2 separate regions of the Homo sapiens genome follow, and region 2 is linked to region 1. The links are chromatin contacts, found by Hi-C or POLR2A ChIA-PET in ENCODE. All regions are on one chromosome and are shown on one strand. The core of a region is the stretch at or near the end of the contact, and the rest is flanking DNA. Distances in the headings are between cores, read along the strand shown.

Region 1 (3,780 bases), core at 642-3,141:
CTTCTGCAAATTATGAGTTTAATCATGTTGAGGGAAAACATAGTGTATTATTAACTCTAAATCATCCTGAAGTTTTATATGCTTTGTTTACACAGATGCTTTTAAAAGATGAAGTGAAAGAGAAAAAAATATATAAATTGTCAAGTGGTTTTACTAGTCATACTTCTTTCCAGTAGACCGTTTGATCCTTCAAGCTTTGCATGACAAGACAATTTGTTGCAAAAACTGTCCTGTCAAATAATTCTAAAATGATTTGTCCTATCAGGTGAAATCCAAAATGATTTAGAATTCAGAAACATGAATGATTATTAAATGAATACTATAATGTCTATTAATCCCGGAACACCTCTAAAACCTTTCTAAGAATCGCCAAAACTCTTTTATGCTCTTATTTCCAAACCTGGGGTTCCAAGGTTTGAAAACAAAATGGCATGTATAAAAGCACTTTCAAAGTATATTACATACACAGCGTCAGGCCTCTGAGCCCAAGCTAAGCCATCATATCCCCAGTGACCTGCACGTATACATCCAGAAGGCCTGAAGATCCACAGAAGGGAAAACAGCTTAACTGATGACATTCCACCATTGTGATTTGTTTCTGCCCTATCCTAACTGATCAATGTTCTTTATAATCTCCCCCACCCTTAAGAAGTTTCTTTGTAATTCTCCCCACCCTTGAGAATGTACTTTGTGAGATCTACCCTCTGCCCCTAAAACATTGCTCTTAACTCCACCGCCTGTCCCAAAACCTATAAGAACTAATGATAATCCCACCACCTTTGCTGACTCTCTTTTGGGACTCAGCCCACCTGCACCCAGGTGAAATAAACAGCCTTGTTGCTCACACAAAGACTGTTTGGTGATCTCTTCACATGGATGAGTGAAACACACACTAATGAGAATCCCAAATTTCTGATGTATACAACAGAGTATTATACACACTTTTATACATGGAGGAGAGAGAATAGCGAACAGAAAGGCACCCCAAACCCTAATGCAAAGAGCAATAAAAAATTAGCCAGCCAGCAGCACATCAGGCTGCCGTATTGGCTGCCCTCAAAGTCGCAGGTTCTGTTCATTAATTTTTGTATCATATTTATTCAAGAATTGTACTGTTTAATTACTGAACAACCTGGGGAATAGCTCAAGAAACCATGAGTTACCCTTTCTGGGCTGCTGATGTTTTAGAAAACCTAGTTTTTTTAACATATGAATATTTTTCAGTTATTCATTTCATCATTATGATACCTGTATCTCCCATTTCAGTACTGATCGACTTTAGGGAGAAACTTTTGAAATAAGATGATATTACGAAACGTCCACGAAACAATTCTGTAACATCTGTGCAAAACTGTTTTTATAAGAAATCTCTAAAATTTAATGACATTTCCTGCACCTATAGTGAAGGCGGAAATACAAACAGTCCCTTCCACGAAAACGAGGTGCTATTACAATCACATTTCTCATCAGCCCTTTTCTTTTTTGCAAAAGTGTTTATCCTAGTGCTGCGGACTTACGACAAACGTCAACAGTTAATAAGATAACCAAAAACTGTGAAAATCAAACGTTCCTGGAATGCATCGGAGCTTCACACTTTAGTCCTTCGCTTGAGACTCAAAGGCCACATGGCCAGATAGGTCTTTCACCTCTGCAAACCGTTAAACATCCTTCCAGTAAGACATAATCGTTAAGCCCACGGTGTTAAAGAAACCCAGTGAGCTGTTCCCCGCAGGTCACCGCCTGCCTCCACCCTCCTCCCGCGCACTGAAGGCAAAACACTTAGACCGGAACGAGCGAGGCCAGAGGAGACAACAACTCCCAGCAGGCGTCGCGGCAGCGGGAAGTCACGCACGCGCAACCCAGGCCACAGGAGTAAAATCTCTCTGCCCGTCTTCTGGGAAGGGAGAATGGCGGCGCCCGGGCTGCGGCTGGGAGCGGGAAGACTCTTTGAAATGCCTGCGGTGCTAGAGCGACTGAGCCGCTATAATAGCACGTCCCAAGCTTTTGCTGAGGTGCTGCGGCTGCCGAAGCAGCAGCTGAGGAAGCTGCTGTACCCGCTGCAGGAAGTAGAGCGGTTCCTCGCCCCCTACGGGAGGCAAGACCTTCACCTGCGTATCTTTGACCCAAGCCCGGAGGACATAGCCAGGGCGGACAACATCTTCACGGCCACTGAACGGAACCGCATCGACTACGTCAGCTCCGCCGTCCGTATCGACCACGCCCCGGACCTTCCGCGGCCAGAGGTGAGAGGCGATTCTCACGGTTCACCTGCGCGCCGGCGTCACAGCGCTAACCGCTTCCCTGGCCGTCCGGCTCGCGGGTGATTTTGCGGTTGTATTTTCTAGCTTTATGTTGGCGCATATATTATTTTAACTCAATAGGCATATGTCGATGCTCCCTGTACGTGGGGATACCCGAGAAACCCATTGTTAAGTACAAAATGCAGTCAATACCCATAAACCCATGGTAAAGTCAAAAATCGTTAAGTCGACCCACTGTAAGCAGAGACTGCCTGTATACAGCTTAAATTATTTTGGAATGAATATAGAAGACTTCAAAATGCTTTAAAAGCTTTTCAAACCCAAATTAAGCATTCAAAAAATTAACTCTCCTTTTTTCTTCTATTTAACTTAAGTAGGGAAAACATGCCAGACAAATTAGACAGAATTTAGACAGTGAAGAATAGGAAACGAATAATAGTTTCACAAATGAGATGGTCCTTATCAATAAGTAACTTTCGCCTAATCTAAATTTCCTATCGTGCAAAAATAATAATCTCTAGATGGCAATAATGTGGAAAAATTTTTATAACAACGTTTATTAGTGAAATTTCATGAGTGAGCATTCTTGCATGTCCTACAATTTATTGATATTCTGTTCTAAGTCTGCTAAAAGGCATCTCAACTCTCCATATGTATTTACACTAAGTGCACCATTGCCCAGAGATATTTCGTCTAAATATATGTGGAACTATAGTCAGGATTCAAAGAGTACCTCAATTATTTAATGATTTTGAGACAGCCATTGCTTTTTTATTTAAGCTTCTAAATTACTGGACTTTTTTGTAATTCGTTTTTAAAATTCAGTTTTATCTACATATTAGCATTAGATTTGCTCTGGCAGAGCATTTAAAATTTTTGCAGGACTCAGATCAATTAATTTTGAAGAACTGACCAGAATTTTCCAGGATAGGATCCCTGGCCCCTGCCCACTAAATGTCCCCCAATTGTCTTGATAACCAAAAATGCCCTTAAAATCTCCAAAATGTCCCTCAAGGGGCAGTACGGCCGTCATTTAGAACAACTGATTGGCATTGTACCCCCTCCCCCAATACCATGTTCAAAAGCAGAGCCATGTGTATTAATGGTTATTATCGAGAATATTCTGTTGTTTTCCACACTACAGAGGAGACAAGCTTAATTGGAACAAGAGAGGTCAAGGGAAAAGAGTAAGTTTTTAAATTGCAGTGGTGTTACAGTATACCATGGGAGTGCTTGAGAAAATGTGCTTCCAAACATGTAGTTGTACTTTTCATCTAGTTCTGTTGAACTACATCTAGTTTTTACTCTAAAAAGCTTTGTAAATATGAAATGCTTAATAAAAGTTGCATATATTCTTGAGTAGCGTAGTGAAACTAAAAGCACAGATTCTAGATATACATGTCCTGAGTTCAAATCCCAACTCCTTCACTTTCTAGCTGTATAATTTTGGGTTAGTTGTGTTCTCTCATCCGTAAAATGGGGATAATATCACCTACCTCCTAGATGCTGTAAAAAATGA
Region 2 (3,780 bases), core at 582-3,081, 1.5 Mb after region 1:
CGGATTGCCTACAGGAAGAAAGGGCCAGTGTATTCCAGCTCAAAGAGCTTTTCTTTCCTCCTCCTCTATTTTTTTTCCCTTTTCTCCTCGACTGTGAATGTGTCACTCTCAGGTCAGATCCACGAAGAATCCCAGAATGACAGCTATCACCTGTCACTGTACTCTTGGCGGCACAACTAGCTGATAGGAGCTGCCTGAGTTGGGATCAAGAAGAGCTAGTGCAGCTTTCAGTAACAGCCTGTTATCCCAGTCCCTCTGCCCCTTTCAAAGATCCCCTTGGTCACATCAAAAACAGACCAAAAAGAAAAAGAAAAAAGAAAAAAAAGGGGGGGTACCAAATGAAAAATTAAAAATGCAGGGACAACAGCCCACAGCAACAAAAGAATTCAGGGAGAAAAAATAGAACACAAGCAAAAAGGAAAAAAGCAAAACCAAAACAACTCTTGTCTTCAATATAAAACTTTTTAAAGACTGAGTTTCTCTTATTTGGATGACATTCTTTTTAAAAGTATTTTTCTCCTTAAGCACTATTAAAAGCATTAAAAAATTCTACAAAAATACAGAAAAGTCTGAAAGCAATTCAAGAATATTCCTAAAGAAAACATGTAAGTGTAAGAAGTGAGTTACCCTGGAAAATTCTGGATTTGCCAAAAGTTCCCCTACTTCTAATATCTTTCAGTGAGTTCAAGTGCTAACACTGGCCACCTAGTACTTGTTTTTTATCTGAGGATCATTACTGAGGCAACACATACATAGTAAGGTTTCCCGAAAAGACTCCTTGTTATCAAGTTACTTCAAACATAAGGCACTCACACCTCCCAGCCAGGAGGGTTTTTTGATGAGCATCACACTCTGCCCTGATATGTATTACACCCTTAAGAAGCAGTTACATAAATGCATTCTATAATTATGGAAAATGTATATATCTATATTTTCCCCTACATTTTCCCTCCCCAGGGATATGAATAGATTTTATTTTCAGTTAATAGAAAAAAAAAGAAAAGAGTTTCTGATTCTTGAAACAACTGTTGTAGCTGTTTTCTACTTAGCAAAACAGTTATCTGTAGTTAGGAATGGTACATAATATATATTTAAGGATTTTTGTAGAGCTTGAGAATTGTTCCCCTTGTTTAGTTTCGTGTCTATAATGTACCTTAAAAAGATTTCTAAGTGACAATCAACATATAAATGCATTAAGAGGAGAACTTTAAGAAAGAAAACATTATCTTGGGTTTACAAATCCAGGATATTAGCATAAAGATATAAATGTACAGCATATATAAAAGATAAAATTGTTTACTACATTTTACACATACAGCTCACATCTGATTTCTTTTTGCTTTTGTTGGAGCATTAATTTGAAAATGATAAGCATTCTGAAATGTTTGCTACAACACAAATTCATGGTAAAAATATACATGCATAGGCAAAAATTGAAATGGAGAACACAAAGCTACGTGGCAATCAGAATCGTTGACAAAATCTCCATCTAGACTATATTTTGCATGAACTAGTGTATCATAGAAGGGGCAAGAAATCTCTCTGGGGGTTTTGTCATTTACATAATTAGAAACAAAAATAAAATACAAATATCTGCTCCCTTACTACCTTTTCTTAATAACTGACAAGTGACACAAGTGGTACCTTTTAAACAGATGGATGCAAAAACTTGTGAGATCGAATGAACTGATGTACCCCATTGGTATTTTGGGAACCCAAATTCCATAATTAACTTTTTACCCAAGTGGCAAAAGTAGAAGATGTTCTAGTCACCAAATTGATTATTTGATGGACTTTTGTTCTTTCTTCCACAAGATTTTGGCGACCCAGAAAGGGTAAAGACATGATAAGAGAAGATGCATCCTGAACAACTTTTATTGTGAGTAGAAAAAAAATAGCATAAAGTGAGCATAAGAACAGTTGGATTTGGAAAGATTAAAAGAGGAGAAAAGAGCAACATATGCAACTTAACTAGTCTTTTTCTTTTTAATTTTTTCATGTACATATATGTATATATTGGGATGATGGGGAGAAAAGATAACTGGATTTCTTTTGAATGTCTTTGTGTCTTTATAGAGTGAATGTTCTGTTCCTGTCTCTTTCTTTTTAGGCGAAAAACTAATAAAAATAGAAAAACATATATCAGACATTAAGCTCACTCCCCCCCCCCCCACCCTTCCCTTTGTAAAGAACTCTTTGTTCTCTAGTGAAAATGCTGAAAAATCCCCGGGCAGCTACTCCCTGAAACAAGTGCAAAACACTTAGAGGCTTTTGGGCTGGCTGGGAGCCAGAAACCCTCCCGCTGTCTGGTTAGAAGAGGAAAAAAAGAAGAGAGAGGGAGAGGGAGAGAGGGGAAGAGGGATGGGGGGCAGAGAGAGAGGAAGAGAGAGAGGAAGAGAGAGGAAAAGAGAAGGGAGAGAGAGAGAGAGAGAGAGAGAGAGAGAGAGAGAAATTGGAGCTTCCTTTAATAGACATAGGAAGCAGCGTTTTTTTCTTTCTTTTTTTTCAAAACTGGCGGTCAAGCGTTAAGTAACTCCCGTCTAAATCCACCTGCTAGAAATGAACTTGGGTAACCCCCCAGGGGTGCACAAAGACAGGGAAGACAGTAACATACTCCATACTCTTTCCCACCCCCCGTTGTACTGCTTCCATTCTTTCTGCTCTCATACACAAATGCCCACAGCTTCTCACGCCGCCCCTCTTACCCCCCAACAACAAACACAGCAAAATACATGCTCCCTCGGTCTCCTAAAAAAAAAAAAAGGCTTTTCCATCTCGGTTGCGACACAGTGATAAGGGGTAGCGAACATCTCATACCTGGTGTGAATGCTAATCAGTCAGGAGTTCTCCTTTTCCCAAGACAGGGAACTGTTTCCTTCCAAATTTATTAGAACCTCCTCCACTGCCTCTTTGAAAAACCTTCTTTGTCACCCTCTCCCAAGTCCCGATACTTCTTTAAAAAAAAAATGGCTTCGGAGCTCCTTCTATTCTTGATATTGATTCTCTCTCTCTCCCCCCACCCCTCCTCCTCTCTCCTGTCTGTGTCTCTTCTGAGTGGTCTATTGATAAGTCCCTGGAGGCACTGGGTCAGCCTGCCCGTAGGAAACCAGACACAATGCACAAATCTCCGAGTGCCATTCTGCCATCAGCAAGCAGACCACGTTTAGGAGAGAGAGAGAGGAAAAAAAAACAGTAGAGCAAGAGACAGAGAGAGAGAGAGAGAGAGAGAGACACCAACCGAGGGAGGGAGAGAGAGACTGAGAGAGAGGAAGAGAGAGGGGGAAGAGAGAGAGGGGGGGGAGAGAGAGAGAGAGAGGGAGAGAGAGGAGAGACGGAGAGAGAGAGTGTGTGAGAAAAAGACTGATTGGAACAGGAGGGAGAGAGAGAGAAAAGGAGAAGGAGAGAGAGCGCGAGAGGGAGAGCGGCACTGCCAGTCAGGTTAATCATCCCTACTTTAATTAGCTGTTCGGCTTAGACATAAAACAATTGAATTTGAATGATCTGTCAGCAGGCTCGGCTGAACCAAAGGGGAAAAGCGAATATTACAAAAAGACTGTTGGTGTGTTCTGATAAGCAATACTGCTCGTACTGACAAATCCTCAAAGGGGGAACTATTAAAACTTACAACTAAACAAAAAGTGCAAATACAAATGGCACTAGATAGAGGTCTTTAAAAAATGGAGTTTTCTCCTCTAGTTTTATGAACCATAGATATTTATGTGCAGGTGCCAACATATTAGGGGTTTTCGTGTAATGTGTGAAAGTTTATTAACGATGGTC

The links. A loop is a pair of places that touch in the nucleus more often than their neighbours do. ChIA-PET counts read pairs that join two places held with the same protein, here RNA polymerase II (POLR2A). Pooled maps may share reads with other maps.
Region 2: a loop to region 1 is called in a pooled map, with 2.7 times the contacts of the local background. The contact joins the promoter of ZBTB20-AS5 here to the promoter of GTPBP8 in region 1. A Hi-C loop is called at or near these places in 1 of 37 single-sample maps with no recorded cell type and 1 of 50 pooled maps. POLR2A ChIA-PET finds 5 or more read pairs at or near these places in 1 of 52 experiments (CD4-positive, alpha-beta T cell).

Annotation. Positions count from the first base shown.
Region 1 is chr3:112,989,093-112,992,872 of GRCh38, forward strand. GTPBP8 (GTP binding protein 8) reads left to right here and starts at 1,892. Exons shown (of 6, transcript NM_014170.4): 1 at 1,892-2,243. The coding sequence starts at 1,908. RefSeq lists enhancers at 1,434-2,061, 1,940-2,149.
Region 2 is chr3:114,451,762-114,455,541 of GRCh38, forward strand. ZBTB20-AS5 (ZBTB20 antisense RNA 5) reads left to right here and starts at 1,832. Exons shown (of 3, transcript NR_121661.1): 1 at 1,832-1,879. The region is part of intron 7 of ZBTB20 (zinc finger and BTB domain containing 20); the gene reads right to left.